Linked DNA regions of Homo sapiens: all the other regions are linked to region 1. The links are chromatin contacts, found by Hi-C or POLR2A ChIA-PET in ENCODE. All regions are on one chromosome and are shown on one strand. The core of a region is the stretch at or near the end of the contact, and the rest is flanking DNA. Distances in the headings are between cores, read along the strand shown.

The links. A loop is a pair of places that touch in the nucleus more often than their neighbours do. ChIA-PET counts read pairs that join two places held with the same protein, here RNA polymerase II (POLR2A). Pooled maps may share reads with other maps.
Region 2: a pooled map shows a loop between it and region 1 (5-fold over the local background). The contact joins the enhancer-like site here to the promoter of LINC03034 in region 1. A Hi-C loop is called at or near these places in 52 of 168 maps with a recorded cell type or tissue (B cell, CD14-positive monocyte, CD4-positive, alpha-beta T cell and 40 more), 37 of 37 single-sample maps with no recorded cell type and 37 of 50 pooled maps. POLR2A ChIA-PET finds 5 or more read pairs at or near these places in 12 of 52 experiments (B cell, CD4-positive, alpha-beta T cell, CD4-positive, alpha-beta memory T cell and 9 more).
Region 3: a loop to region 1 is called in a map of GM12878, with 3 times the contacts of the local background. The contact joins the enhancer-like site here to the promoter of LINC03034 in region 1. A Hi-C loop is called at or near these places in 53 of 168 maps with a recorded cell type or tissue (B cell, CD14-positive monocyte, CD4-positive, alpha-beta memory T cell and 35 more), 37 of 37 single-sample maps with no recorded cell type and 41 of 50 pooled maps. POLR2A ChIA-PET finds 5 or more read pairs at or near these places in 20 of 52 experiments (A549, B cell, CD4-positive, alpha-beta T cell and 16 more).

Annotation. Positions count from the first base shown.
Region 1 is chr15:31,229,612-31,234,700 of GRCh38, forward strand. It overlaps LINC03034 (long intergenic non-protein coding RNA 3034), which reads right to left and starts at 1,251. Exons shown (of 4, transcript NR_171016.1): 1 at 1,096-1,251.
Region 2 is chr15:31,470,130-31,475,218 of GRCh38, forward strand. No RefSeq gene overlaps it. Among named protein-coding and RNA genes, the nearest start is that of KLF13, 150 kb to the left of the region's middle. Within about 2 kb of position 2,967, at least 16 of the 41 ENCODE cell types and tissues checked have a DNase peak (open chromatin) inside an H3K27ac peak, as active enhancers do; they include B cell, CD14-positive monocyte, CD4-positive, alpha-beta T cell and 7 more, where a contact is called at or near this core.
Region 3 is chr15:31,432,216-31,437,304 of GRCh38, forward strand. It overlaps a transcript of KLF13 not described here. Among named protein-coding and RNA genes, the nearest start is that of KLF13, 110 kb to the left of the region's middle. RefSeq lists an enhancer at 2,633-3,152. Within about 2 kb of position 3,761, at least 34 of the 41 ENCODE cell types and tissues checked have a DNase peak (open chromatin) inside an H3K27ac peak, as active enhancers do; they include B cell, CD14-positive monocyte, CD4-positive, alpha-beta T cell and 17 more, where a contact is called at or near this core.

The DNA of each region.
Region 1 (5,089 bases), core at 1-2,500:
GACACTCTTCTTAGGAGGAGGCGGCAATTCTCACTAATAAGTGCTTTTCTTCTACCACATCATGTACATTAAGTGGTTTTTTTTTTTTGTTTTGCTTTTTTGTTTTTTTGTTTTGTTTTTGTTTTTGTTTTTTTGGATACAGAGTCTTGCTCTGTTGCCCAGGCTGGAGTGCAGCGGTGCAATCTTTGCTCACTGGACCCTCCGTCTCCCGGGTTCAAGCGATTCTCCTGCCTCAGCCTCCTGAGTAGCTGGAACTACAGGTGTGCGCCACCACACCCAGCTAATTTTTGTATATTTAGTAGAGACAGGCAGGGTTTCACCATGTTGGCCAGGCTGGTCTCGAACTCCTGACCTCAAGTGATCTGCCTGCCTCGCCCTCCTAAGTGTATATTTTTCTTTTCTTTTTTTTTTTTTTGAGACGGAGTCTCGCTCTGTCACTAGGCTGGAGTGCAGTGGTGCCATCTCAGCTCACTGCAACCTCTGCCTCCCGGGTTCAAGCGATTCTCCTTTCTCAGCCTCATGAGTAGCTGGGATTACACACGTGCGCCACCAAACCCAGCTAATTTTTGTATTTTTAGTAGAGACGGGGTTTCACCATGTTGCCCAGGATGGTCTAGATCTCTTGACCTTGTGATCCACCCACCTCGGCCTCCCAAAGTGCTGGGATTACAGGCATGAGCCACCGCGCCTGGCCGTGTATATTTTTCTAAATAGACACCTGACCATGCTTAGGTCATCCATCGAAATTCCCTAGCACTTGCTGGCTTCCCTGAATTCAACTGAATTGCGCGTGCCCACTGCTGCTGCATAACCTATGGCGGGCACAGCCATGGGATAAAGTGGGCAGTGTGCACACATTCCCCGCACAGTCTGTGGCCTGGCCAAGCCCCTGGGCATTCGAGGCTCCCGGCAAGGCTTCGTGTCCCGACAGTTTTGGGTAGGGGCACGAGGTGGGTGAGCCCGGATCCCAGCAGCAGGCATGGCTCCCTGGGTTTTCATGTCATCTGTGCCCCCTTCTACCAGGATCCTGCAGCAGCTGAAGGGAGACCCCTCTCCTTTTAAGGGTTAAACCCCCAGTGGCACAGAGCAACTTACCTGCCCTTGCATGGTGAACACTCCCATCTTTATCACATCAGTAATTCTTGCTAAAAGCAGATGTAATTTTGAAGGTGGGTAAAAGTAACTTGAAAAGTTGGTGGGCAGATGGCAGAGAGCCTGCTCATCCTTCTTTCAAACTGTCATCAGCTGCACAGGTCTCAGCTGCCATCTCATACTATTATTATTGCTATTTTGCATGTGTGCACACCTCTTTCTGTGGGTGTGGAGGGAGGGGACTGAGCAAAGCCTCAGGGAGGCCACATACGTTCTCAGCGCCATGCTTGGCTGGTGACTGGTCATGCACCATTGGCAGGGCCTGGAGCACGTGCAAGGAACAGAGTTCCCGGCTCTGCACACTCAACATGTGTGTTTCATACTGTCACCTGGCTGGCTCCTCTTTCTGGGTCTGTGTGAGCAGAACAGAACACACACTGGGGACAGAGCTTGCCCGAGGGGCTGCCCAGGTTATTTCCATCTTGGTGATGATGACACCACCCTGAGCTCATTTCTTCTTCACAGCAATCCCAGGAGATGGGAACCACTGTTATCCCCATTTTCTTGATAGGTAGACTGAGATGTGAGTGAGGGGAACAGATGGGACAAAGCTAGGACCCAAGGACAGGTGAAGGCAAGGAGGGACGATGCTGCTAATAATCAAGGCCATTCATTTGGTCCCACCCAGAAGCCTGGGCAAGTGGAGACAGCTGGCACTACAGAGGCCATGGGGCAGGGGCAGTGGAGGCCAAACCAGGGGGCTTGATCAGCACTCTGTCTGGGAAGCCATTGAGATCCCAGGTTCCTTCCACAGCATGCCTCAGACAAGCCTGGAAGTTTGTTCTTTGGGGAAATTGTAGAAAGGAGGCTCTAGGCTCAGGGGCTGAAGGACAGCAGAAGGCAGGGGTGGGGTTCTGGACTAAAAAGGGGTCGAGGTATAAGAAGAAAGACTTCACCTACACTGAGGAGATCCCCAAGACCCCCTCCCGACTCTACTCCCAGGAAGTTGGCAGCATGACCTACAAGTACCAGGCAGGACATATGTTCCTAGAGAGGAGACCTAAACATGTTTGCAGGTAAGGGTTGCCCAACAAAGAATCTGCTATAGCCACCAGTCTATAACCATCCCCTGCCAGCAAGAAGTCTTCAGTGAGCTCTTCAGGGCTGTGCCCTTGGAGATGAACCAACTGCCCACGGTCACTGAACACAGGAGTGAAGCAGCCAACATGGAGCACAACCAGCAACACATAGGGAAGAGGCACTCAGAGGAAGCAGAGGGAAGGGGCAGAGCAAAGCTCAACATGAAGCCCCTGTCAGTCACATTCTTGGGAGCTGATAGAGGAGATTGCATCCAGGAAACAAGAATGGCATTCTAGGCTGGGTGTGGTGGCTCACACCTGTAATCCCAACACTTTGGGAGGCTGAGGCGGGCAGATCACCAGAGGTCAGGAGTTCGAGACCAGCCTGGCCAACATGGTGAAACCCTGTCTCTACTTAAAATACAAAAATTAGCTGGGCATGGTGGCGCATGCCTGTAGTCCAGCTACTCGGGAGGCTGAGACAGGAGAATCACTTGAACCCAGGAGGTGGAGGTTGCAGTGAGCTGAGATCACGCCACTGCACTCCAAACTGGGCAACAGAGCAAGACCACAGACACACACACACAAAAAAAAGATTGGCATTCTAGGAGAAAGGGATCATCAAAGCACAAGAAAGAGGACATTTAATAAATAAGATAGAAGGTGGAGTCAAGAAAATTGCTAGAAAAAAGACAAAAAGATTGACAATAAGACACCAAAGACAACTAGCATGTCAATCAGATGATTTGGGGTTCCACTAATTAGAGTTACAAAAGGTGAGACCAGATACAAGGGGGAGACATTTTCAAATAAATAATACAAGAAAATTACCAAGTGAAGGATGGGAGCCTCTGAACGGAAAGAGCCTGTTAAGGACCACCATTTTAGAATTCTACACCAAGGCATGTCACCATACAATCTGAAAGCATTCAGGATGAAGAGAAAGCCTCGCAAGCTGGAGGTTGCAGGGGAGAAGAACAATACACACAAAGATTTAAGGATGAAATGTCATTAGACTTCACGATGGCAGCACTGGAAGACAGGTGACAATAGAATAATGCCTTTGAAACTTTGATGGAAAATCATTTTCCACCTAAATTTCTATATCTTTCCAAATTATTTTTCAAGTATAAAATAGTATAACTGCATTTCTAGGCATACAACATCTTTAAAACCTTTGCCTTCTGTGTATCCTTCCTCAGGAGATAGTGGAGGATGCGTCCCACCCAAACAATCAAGTAAACCAAGAGACAGGAGGACCTGGGGTGCAGGAAGCAGGACCTAGCCCAACGGGGAGACCAAGAGAGACCCCAAGGTGGCAGTTTGTAGCAACAGAACAGGAAGTCAGAGGGCCCTGGGAAGAAGGCCTCCAGGGAAGGCGGAACTGCCAGCCTATGGGATGTGTTAGAGTTTGAAGCAGTTGTTGATAGGTGTTTGGCAGAAATATGGAAGTATTTGGGGGAGAGTTAGCCTTAAGGACATTGACAACTAAGTGAATGATAGAAGGAAGCATTTTCCTCTGGGGCAGGCGGCAGGAGTGGATAATGAGAAAGGAACAAGTTCATTGCACACTATTGGGCTCTGCAATTAACACAATTTGATAGTCCTAGTAATGTAAACACTGATTATTAACCCAAAATTATGATCTAAAGATATATTGGGATGATGGGTGGGGGAGGAAAGTGGGAATACAGTGGAAAGCAAGTGTCGAATCACCACTATTGTGGTAGAAAGTCAGCAAATAATGTCAAGATATAATAAATAAAAATAGCCATATTTCCTTATGTTTTCAGAAGCAGATTTAAAGAAGAAAAGTGGTGGCCTCTGGACTCTGGAATGAGAGCGCCAGGGAGAGAATGCTGCATAATTGTTTGGACTGTATACTACATGTGTGCATCACTTTTCTAAAAATACAAAATTAATGAGGAAAGGAAGAGGCAGCCCTGCCAGTTGCTGGCTGCCATTGTGAGCTCTTTGGAGAATGGGATGCGGGTGCAGGACTGAGGGCAGTCAGCATCAGGGGGACCAGGAGACTCTGGGGAGTTTGAGTCTTTAAGAAATGGAAGACGTTTCCATCCAGTGGGCAACTAGAGGCAGACATCCTGGGTGTGAGAAGCCAGCGGGGCTTTTCTCTCTTCTGCAGGAACTCCTGCCAAGCTGTGGCAGTTGCATTTGTTGGTGGGAAATGGCCCGCAGAAGAATCCAGCCCCCAGTGCTGAGGTGCATGGGAGAGACTGTGGTGGGACTAGGAGAGTGATGGTCTCTAGGCAGCTTGGAGAAAGCAAGGGATAGCATGGCTCCTTTGTGGTGGGATTGGAAGGATGGAGGGGAAAGGAGGCTGGGTGAGGGCCTCTGCCTCTCAGGAAACAAGGCTGAGTCAATGTGGTGGGAGCAAGGTCGAGGTTCCATCTCATGCCAGGAGACAGAGCCATGAGTCCCCCGAGTTCAAGGACCAGGTGAGATCCTGGTTCTCGTGGCCCTTCCCTTTCCTCCGCTGGGGTCTGTGCTGGCCCCTGTCAGTGGCCCTTGCTGAGGAAGGGGCAGAAGGGTGGTCTGCAAGGGAGGGAGGAAGTGGGAACCAGAGAGGTGGGAGGCAGAGAAGGGGCTTGACTGCTGGAGGCAGCTTAGGGGGAGGCTGAGCCCCAGCCCCAATTCAGCAGAGCCAGGAGGCAGAGATGTGGGTGGGTGGTGTATTAGTTTTCTATTGCTGCATAACAAATGGCCCCAGAACTTAACAGCTTAAAACAACACACATGTATATATCACATAGTTTCTGAAGGTCAGAGATTTGGGAGCGGCTTAGCTCATTATTCTGAGTGTCGAGGACACGTGTGAGATTATAGTTGAGCTGTTGACTGGGGCAGTGGTCTCTGAAGACTGGACTGGGGTGGAGGAACTGCTTTTATGCATACTTATGT
Region 2 (5,089 bases), core at 1,717-4,216, 240 kb after region 1:
TGCCTTCTTCTATATATACATTCTGCTTTCTAAAAAGCAGCTCCTGGCGTACCCCTGGGTCCTGGTAAGGACTGAACAGATGACCGGGGACATCAGCTGACTCTGCAATACTAAGCTGGCCATCAAATACTGGGTGTTACTTGACCCGCCCATCCATAAGGTTGGGCACATGCAGCTGTAAGCTGTCATCAAGTGAAGATCGGGTATGAGAGGATGGGTTGGAGAAAATCCAGAAGGCACGTGTCAGTGTGTGAACAGGTGGCTGAGACCCCTGTGACATGCACTCCTGCTTGTGTTGACTCCTCTCTCAATCTGTCTGTGGCTCACAGAAACTCCCGTGACCAAATGGCTGAGACCAGCCTTCAGATGGTTATCTGGGATAGTGGGTACCAGCTGAGAGTGGGCCCTGGGAATTCTGGAGTGTCCTTGGAAGATGGCAGGGAAGGGAAATTGTCCCAGTGGATGGCGCTTGAACAGAACAAATGGCTCTCGCTTTTCTGGACCGAAAGACAGCCAGAAGAATTAACCTACACTAGTGATTCTCAGCAGTGGGTGCTCTCCAGTTCCAGTCCCCAGGGACATTTGGCAATGTCTGGAGACATTTTCGATTGCCATAACTAGGTGGGGGTGCTACTGGCATCCAGTGAGTGGAGGTCAGTATATTAGTCATGGTTCTCCAGAGAAGCATAACCAATGGAATATAGAGAGATACACAAAAACAACAGATTTATTATGAGGGGTTTGGTTACGTGATTGTGGAGGCCAAGAAGTCCCATGAGCTGCACCTGCAAGCTGGAGGCCCAGGAAAGCCCCTGATGTAGCATCAGTCTGAACCCAAAGCTCTGAGAACCAAGGAGGCCAATGGTGTAAGTCTGGTCTCAGTCTGAGGGCTGGAGAGCCAGCAGAAGGGCAGGAGAAGATTGATGTTTCAGTTCAAGCAGAGAGTGTAAACTCAACCTTCCTCTAGGGGCCTTTTTGTTCTATGTGGGCCCTTAACGATTTGGATGAGGCCCACCCACATTGCTGAGAGCCATCTTTACTCAGTCTATGGATTCAAATGCTAACTTCTTCTGTAAACACCCTCACACACACCCAGAGATAATGGCTTACCAGCTAGCTGGGCATCCCTTAACCCAGTCAAGTTGACACGTAAAACTAACCACCACAGTCAGCTAGTGATGCTGCTGAACATCTTACAATGCACACAGGACTGTTCCCTACAGAAAAGAATGATCTGTCCCCAAATTTCAATAGTGCCACTATTGAAAAACCATGATTTACACTGATTCATGGGCAGGTGAAAACAATTTGACTAGATGCTCAGGAACTTGGAAAGAACAGGATTCCAAGGTTGGTGACAAGGAAGCATGGTAACAGATGTATGTACGGGAAGGTGGAGTAGGATGTATGTGGATGGATCGCTCAGAAGGTGTAGAGAGACTGGAAATATTTGGGTGGCATGTTTATGCTCACCAGGAGCTCCCTGTGCAGAGGAGGCTCTTGAGACTCAGGTGGACAAGAAAGCATGCTCTGTGATGCTAGCTGACCCTCCCACCAGCCATCCTGATGTTTATTCAATGCGCCCAGGACCATGATTACAGGGATGGAGGCTGTGAATGAACACGACATGAATTTCCTCTTGCCAAGGCCAGCCTGGAGGCCACCACTGCTTTGTTGGAGTGATCTTCTGACAGCCTCCCCTGTGGTGCATTCCTGGGGAGGGCCAGCCAGATTCCTGTTGGCCAGCTGGACCCCTTCATAAAGGAAAATAATTTTCCCTCACTGGAATAGGTGTGCCCTGGATTCAGATTTGCTTTCCCTGTCTGCAATGCTGCTGCCAAAAGCCACTATCGTGGACTTAAAGAGTGCCTTATTCATCGCTGTGGTATTCTACACAGTGTTACTTCTGATGAAGAATTTCAATTTTAAAGCAATGAGATCATGCACAAGGATTTCACTTACTCCACATCCCACTGACCCAGAAGCAGCTGGCTTGATAGTGCTGTGGTCCTGCCTAGTGAAGACTCAGTTAGTATGCCAGCAGGGAGACAGCTCCCTGAAAGGTCGGAGTTCTACCTTACAGATGGAGTTTGGGATTTGAATCAGCAACTGCCATATGGTCTGCCATATGATGATCCCATGGCCGGAACACATGGTCTGGGAAACAAGAGGTGGGCATATGAGGAGCTCTTGTCACTATGAAGCCTTGTAACCAAGAATCTGTACCTGCCCCTGCCCCATACCTCGTAACCAAGAATCTATACCTCCCCTGCTCCACACCTTAGCGCTTTTCTGTTTTGTAGTTCTTACTTCCCCAGGGAGCTTCCCAAAAGGCAGCACAGTGATTTCGCTGAACCTGGAGCTGAGACTTGGCCATTTTGGGCTTCTGAGCTAGGTGAATCAATGCAAAGAAAGTCGTTACTCTATTGGCTGGGTGACTGAATGAGTTGTTGCTACATAATGGGGGCCAATAAATGATGTCTGAAATCTAGGGGACTCTTTGGGGTGCCTTTAATTTTGTCCACATCCAAAAATAAGTTAATGGTAAATGATGGCATTGAAAAAAAGGGCTTGTGAGGACTCAGCATCTACAGGAATGAAAGTTTGGATTGTCCTTCAGGTAAAGAATCCCAACAACCTGAGGTCTGCCTGAGAGCAAAGCCAACATGGAATGGTTATGGAAGAAGGTAGTTTCAAACACCAACAGTGCTCTGTGGCCAGCTTCAGTTCCAGGGGGGCCTGCAGTAGGGAGGCATATTTGCCTATCTTTCTTCTTGCTCAGTGTGCGTGTATACACACATACATGTACGTTCATACATGCATACATGCATATATATGCATGTGTGTAGGTGGGTCAAGACACATAAGGACTTGCTCATTCCTTTTGCTTCCAGTTTCTCTCAATGTTGTCTTAGCAACAGCTCTTCACTTGCTAGCTGCAGTTTGTTTCAATTTCATTCTTCCCCCCACAGGAAAGAAGTGGCCAAATCACAGCCTCTACTGAGACACCGGCAACCCCTCCCTGGTGATCTGAGCCTAGCACTGCGAGCCTCCCCCTCTGGCTTCCTGAGGCACAGGCACCAGCTGGGAAGAGCTCCCTTTTCAAAGGTCTGACCTCAACGCGGTGGAGCCCTGCCCTATCTGCCTGTGGATTTTAACAACATGCTCTCTTTGCTTTGCCCCTGACCCTGTGAGGAAGCTGCTTCCTGTATGTTCTCTCCGTGGGACGTGTATGTCTCCTTTTTGTGTTTTTTAGGCTTCCAATACCTGCTTGACTAGTTTCCTATACTAAATTCTCTGTCAAAATAACTGAGGTGACTTCTGTTTTTCTAAATAATACACAGATTTTTTGATTTGGTGGGGAAACTTCAAGAGCCTTGAGTCGCTTTTTACAGAACAGAAACCTGGGGCTGGAGGGGTGAGATGCCTTCCTCAAGGTCAATTCTGGGGCCAGCCCAATCCAGGGTTCCTACCACCATCCTATATAGTCTTCTAAGCACATTTCAAAGCTTCAAATGCAGTATTTTGTCTTTCATACGGGATTCTCTGCTTGTCCTGAACAAACTAAGAACAGTTTCCTGTTTCCTCGTGTAGAAAAACATTAGAGCCAGAAACGGATGGTCCCATTGGCCTTAACAGGATTCCATGGGTATGTAGTGGCCATGGCTCCAGCAAATCCCACAGCCCTGCCAGGTATCTTTCCTGTCCTTCTCCCATCTGTGCTAACTCACCCCCCACCTGGAGCCAGATGGACTTGGGTGTCACCATCCCCCAGACTCTGAGCTCCTCCTGGGCAGGGGCCTTGCCCATTCCTCAGGATGACAATGTACTCTGATGCTGGGAGCACAGACCCTCATGTCAGACACACCTGAGCTGGAATCCTGGCTTTACGACTTACCTCGCCAAACCTTACTTTTCTTCTCTACAACACAGAGATTTTGCTATCTCACACGGTTGCTGCATGGATTGAATTCCACTAGGCACAGAATGTGCCACCCCCCAATGATGCCTATTCAGTGCGTGAGACCCTGTCATTACCTCCTCCATCACTGTCCCAGTGCATGGCACACAGTGGGTTGGGACTGAGTCCTGGGTGCATCACACCTTCTTTAGATAGGCCTGTGGCCTGGACCCCACCCACAGCTTCCTGAGGGGGCTTCTTTCTTTTACAGAGGCAGCGCCTCTCCTCCATAGAAGAGCACTCACAGATAAAAATTCACGGCAAAATCCTCCTCCTCCTCCTCTATGCTCCCAGCTGCCATTCTCTTGCTTATGGTTGCAACCTCTGGTGAAGACATGTTAAGGACAACCCTATTCAGCTTTTGATATGGTTTGGCTGCGCCCCCACCCAAATCTCATCTTGAATTGTAGCTCCCATAATTCCCATGTGTTGTGGGAGGGACCTGGTGGGAGATAATTGAATCATGGAGGCGGTTTCCCCCATACTGTTCTCGTGGTAGTAAGTCTCATGAGATCTGATGGTTTTATAAGGGGTTTCCCCTTTCACTTGGCTGTCATTCTCTCTTGCTTGTTGCCACGTAAGACTTGCCTTTTGCATTCTGCCATGATTGGGAGGCCTCCCCAAACACGTGGAACTGTGAGTCCATTAAACCTCTTTTTTTTTTAGAAATTACCCAGTCTCAGGTATGTCCTTATCCGGAGTGTGAAAACAGACTAAATACAGCTTTCATCCAGATAGAATGTGTCATGGTCATTTTAGAAAGGAGAGAAACTATTTTCCTCTTATATGAATGAAACTTGGCCAGGCGTGCTGGCTCGCGCCTGTAATCCCAGCATTTTGGGAGGCTGAGGCAGGTGGATCACTTGAGGTCAGGAGTTTGAGACCAGCCTGGCCAACAACAGAGTAGTGAAAACCTGTCTCTACTAAAAATACAAAAAAAAAAAAAAAAGATTAGCTGGGCATGATGGTGCGCACTTGTAATCCCAGCTACTCAGGAGGCTGAGGCAGGAGAATATCACTTGAACCTGGGAGGCAGAGGTTGCACTGAGCCAAGATCACGCCACTGCCTGGGTGACAGAGAGCTAGACTCCGTCTCAAACAAAAAAAAAAAAAAAAAAAAAAAAAAAG
Region 3 (5,089 bases), core at 2,511-5,010, 210 kb after region 1:
TTTCCTGGAGCTCTTGCACTGGAAAGGGGGCTCCTTCCTGACCGCCTCTCTCTGCTCCCTGTTTTCCTATCTAGACATGGCCTCTGCCCTCCGTAGAAGGTTCCATACCAGCCAACCGGGCCACACCTTCTCCTATACCTGGTCATTTTCTTTCTCTGTCTCCTTCCCTCCCTCCCTCCCTCCCTTTTCTTGATTCCTCCCTTTTCTTGCTTTCTTTCTTGTTCTCTCTTTCTTTCCTTTTTTTTTTTTTTAAAATAAGGTCTTACTCCGTTGCCCAGGCTGGAGTGCAGTGGTGTGATCACCGCTCACTGGAGCCTCAGTCTCCTGGGCTCAAGATATCCCCCTGCCTCAGCTTCCTGAGTAGCTGGGACTATAGGCATGCACCACCACACCCAGCTAACTTTTAATTTTTTTTGTAGAGATGGGGCCTTGCTTTGTTGCCCAGGCTAGTCTTGAACTCCTGGACTCAAGCGATCCTCTTGCCTTAACTTCCCAAAGTGCTGGCATTACAGGCATGAGCCACTGCACCTGGCCTGGTCATTTCCATTTGAAGCTGGATATTGTGAATTTTACCATGCTGGATGCTGGATATTTTTGTATTATTATAAATAATCTTAGGCTGGGTGCGGTAGCTCATGCCTGTAATCCCAACACTTTGGGAGGCCGAGGCAGGCGGATAACTTGAGGCCAGGAGTTCAAGACCAGCCTGGCCAACATGGTGAAACCCCATCTCTACTAAAAATACAAAAATTAGCTGGAATGGTGGCACATGCCTGATTCCAGCGCCCACTGCACTCCAGCCTGGGCGACAGAGCGAGACTCTGCCTCAAAACAAAGCAGAAAAATAAACACATAAATAATCTTGAGCTTTTTTTCTGAGATACAATGAAGCTACTGAGAAACTGTTTGATCTTGTTGGGTCTTGCTTTTATGATTTGTTAGGTGGGCGTGGAGCAGTGCTTAGTCCAGGGCTGAGTTTAGGCTACCCACTGAGTACTGTGCCCAATGGCCAGTGAATCAGGAGTTATGCGTTCTGGCTGGTGGGAGCCCCCTGGGAGCTCCAGCTGCTGTTCTTTACTTCCATGCGGTGGCTTTTCCCTGGCCCCAGGCAGTTTCTCCACACACATGAGGTGAATAACCGAGGAGTCCCTTTGCAGATGTCCAGGGCTGTGTTTTGCCAGCTCTCTCTGTTTAGGTCCTCTGTCCTAAAAACCCTAGCCACCTTGGTCTCCCTGGGCTGTCAGCTGTGTTCCCTTCTCTCAGGGAGTCCACTCTCTTCCACCAGGGTCCCCCCCTTCCCCAGTCCCTGTGTGCTCTGCACCCTGTACATGCGATCAGGGCAGTGAGCCAGGACTGTTGAAGAACTCACCTGTTTCCCACCTCCCGTTCTACTGAAGGCTATGGGCTAGGATGCCCGTCCAGCCTGTGGGCTCAGACTATGGCACCTTTGTGGGCCCCAGGGAATGTCATCTCAAAGATACCTCTGCCCTGAGAGCCCAGCCCTGTGAGGTCTCCCTGAGCCCTTGGTCTGGAAGCAGTGGTGCCCCTGTGTGGGCTGACACTGACTGGCCACTCAGGCTCCATGCAAGGGACATCAGTCCCACGCCAGTCCCTGGCAGCCGAGGCCACAGCTGCCCCACAGCCGCTCTTGCCCCTCCTGCAAAAGGTGTGGTTTGCCTAGCTCAGGGTCTTATCTGCCCTCGCCATGTGAAGAATCTTCTGGCCCCAGACCACCAGGAGACACCACCCCTCACATTTCTTTTTTGAGCACCTGCCAGATGTAGGAAATCTTTTTAGAACTAAGAGAAGATGGAGAGAGAACAGCCAAGTCCTACCCCAGAGAGATTCCCACCTAGTGGAGGGTAAGAGGCCTGCCATCATTGCCACTGGTGGTACAATGCTGGTGCCAAGACTGTGTGCCAGGCTCGTTGCTTCGCGTCCGTTACTTCATCTCAGCAGACAACTCTCAATATCCCCATTCTACGGATGGGGAAATGAGGCTCAGAGAGGTAAGTGACTTGCTCAGGTTCACACAGCTGCACACAGCTGGACATACAGCTGCCCACACAGTAAAATGCAGGATCAGTGGCAGCAGGAGAGAGACTTGCCAGTTGGAGAGCCAGGAAGGTGCACAGAGGAGGTGGCATTGAGCTGGCTCTGGGGATGGGCAGGCCTTTTATAGAGGACTGGGAAGAAGGGCCGGGAACCAACAGTACCCCCCAAGGGAGGTTCGAATCAGGTGCTTGCCCCCAGTTGAGCCAGAGTTGGGGTGTGGAAAGGCTTGGAAAGCAGGAGAGGCTGTGGATGGAGGTGGGAGAGGCTTGGAACTGGGTCTTTGCTATCTCAGGGGCGTGGAAGGGACTTTTGAGTTTGAGAATGACGTGTCTGGAGCTCCCTGGTTCCACGGGGCTGGACCTGCTAGGGCCTGAAGCGGGTTAAGAGCAGAAATCAAAAACAGGTTTGTTTGTGAGTCAGTAGCTGGGAAAATACTGGGAAGCAGGCTTCTTGGAGCTCCCCTTCATCCTCAGCCCTGTGGATTGGGCAGCAGCCCACGCCTCCCTGCCCCAGCCACAGCCCCCCGTCAATGCCGGCGCGCAGCAGCTTTTGCTCATCCTGCCCTGGTTCCAACCCCAAGGCCATGGGGCAGCCCACTGGGCGCCTTCCTGCATGGGTGTCCCCCTTTGCTGCTGTGTCTAGACTGCAGACACAAGTGCTGGCGGGGGCCGGGGGACTGGCCAAAACTAGGGCTGAAATCATGTTCAAAACCACAGTCAAGGCGGACTTGTCAGAAATATTCCTTTCCTTGAGCCGTCGCAGCTCAGCCTCCTTGAATCACCCTGGCCACTTCCTTCCTGTGTATATCTTATGCACGCTAAGGGACGGGGCGGGTGCAACGTGTGTGTTTTTACTTCTTTTAAGTTTTGTCTATGTTTTGTCCTTTCAATGTGTTGTAGGCTGTGGGGGCGGGGCTGTTCCGAGGGGCCTTTGTCACAGTAAGGGACACTGGGGACAGCTCGGGCTTTCTCTTCAAGCTGAAAACCTTTGGTTGTGAGAATGACTAGGAGAAGGGTCTCGCTAGGGTCATGCTTAGGACCCTTCGCAGGTGGTGTGTTTAATCTCAAAACGGCCTCAAGAGGCTCTCGATCTTTTACAGGTGACAAAGAAGACAAGGAAGACAAGGAAGGTGATCCGGGAGGCTGGAGAGCTTGTCAAGGTCACAGACCCACGGTTTTCCGCCCCCTAGGGTCCAAGCTCTTTCCTGGACATCTGCAGGCAATGTCGACACGCCCTCCAGTGTCTGTGGCGGGCAAAGGATGTGTCTCCACCCCCAGACCTTCCGATCCTGTGCTGAAAGTGTCCCTCAGCCTGTTTCCTGAGAAGCCCAGGGGCTTTTGGCTTGTTACTTTTTCTTTCTCTTGAAGTAAACAGAATAAAAGAGAGTTGCTCAGACGTCTTTGGCTGTGACCCACAGGAGATGATGCAATCTCCACGGCACCCCCACATGCATGTGTATGCACAGGCGTGTACAGATATCTAAAACTGGCACCAATTTCACAAAAACACTCACCCTTATGCGAGACACATTCACCCTACACTCATCCCCCATCTCTACAGAAAATTAAAGTATACATTCATAGTTGCTGTATTCATGCATGTACAGATGTATGTACATTTATTCATGTATGTGTATAACTTATGCCATTTTCATGAAACACTCACCCTACGTGTGATACACTCCTATTTTCTAGGAATCGCCGCCCACTGAGCTTATGTCCAAACCTTAGTGGATCATAGTCTAAGTTTGGCAAACACTGAGCCGGGAGGAGTCATGTCTGCAGGGCCCCAGGAGTCCCTTAATTTGGGTCCTGATCACTCTGCTCCACCCAGTGGAGCAGGCACATGCACTTGGCCCATAAGGAAGGAAAGGAGGGCGGGGGAAAAAGGGAGGGAGGGAGGGAGGGAGGGAAGGAGGGAGCACCTCCACCATCGTAGGCAGGACCTGTGAGAGCTGAACAGGGCCAGGCAGCTAGGCACCACTCTGGGACTCTGGGGTTTCTTAGGGGATGACTTGTTTCTGGGGTCCCAGTAGGAGGAACTCAGGGTGACGCCTCCGAGGATGTGAGTGCATGTGGCAGCCGGGCCCCTCAGCCCCTCTGTGTCCTGGTATCCTCTAAATGCAGATGATGGTGAGAATCCATGCCCAGCCCGTGGCTCGGCCCATCTCTGGGAGAGCGTGTTTACCACAGCACTTGGTGTGGTAGGAGGTGAGCAGGGTGGAAGTGCTTTGCATTCACGTGGGACTTCTGGCTCTCAGTTCATCCCACCCCCAGGGCCCGGCATGAGTGAGGCAAGGGTGGGTGGGAGGGTGCAGGATGTGGGAATGCCATGTGCTGTGCACTGCTCACTTCACCCCTCGCTCGCCCCAGTTGGGGTCCCAGACCAGGAAGCTCCATTCACAGAGGTGTGGCCTGGGGCTACTGCACTGCCCAGCAGGTTGTGGGGTCCCTTTACTCTATGCTGTGTGACAATGTTACCTTCCTGGAAAGAACCCGACCAGCCCCCTTTTGCTAGTCATTACCACAGATAGGAGAGAGAACTAAATATCTAGCCAGCCATCCTCTCGGAGCTCCGGAGCTCAGGTCACCAGGCTTCAGGGACTCGCTGCCATCCTCACAGGCTTAGATCCCTGCTGCAGGGTCAGCTAGGTAACCCCTGAGGGTGGGGTGTTCAAAGTTCAGGCTGCCCCCCAGACGTGTGGAATGCCAGCCCTGACTGCCAGGGCGATCTGAGGTGGACTGACCATCCCCTGGACACTTTCATGAAGTGTGGGCACGGGCGCGACAAGTGGCCATTTATCATCCTTCCCTGCAAAGACTGGGCCAGGTTAGAGATGGACCCCAGCAGTTTCATACCCACCAAGGGCACTGGGAGCTTCCACATAGTCACTGCCAGTAGTGGCTGCTGGCTGGGGAGAGGATCTTGGAATGCTGGTCACTGGAGGCCCTCACAGGTGACTGGGAATGTGGAGGAGCAGCAGGGTGCCTCTTCTCTGCCATGCCTTATGTTGGGGTTTGCTCTGGTTCCCCTC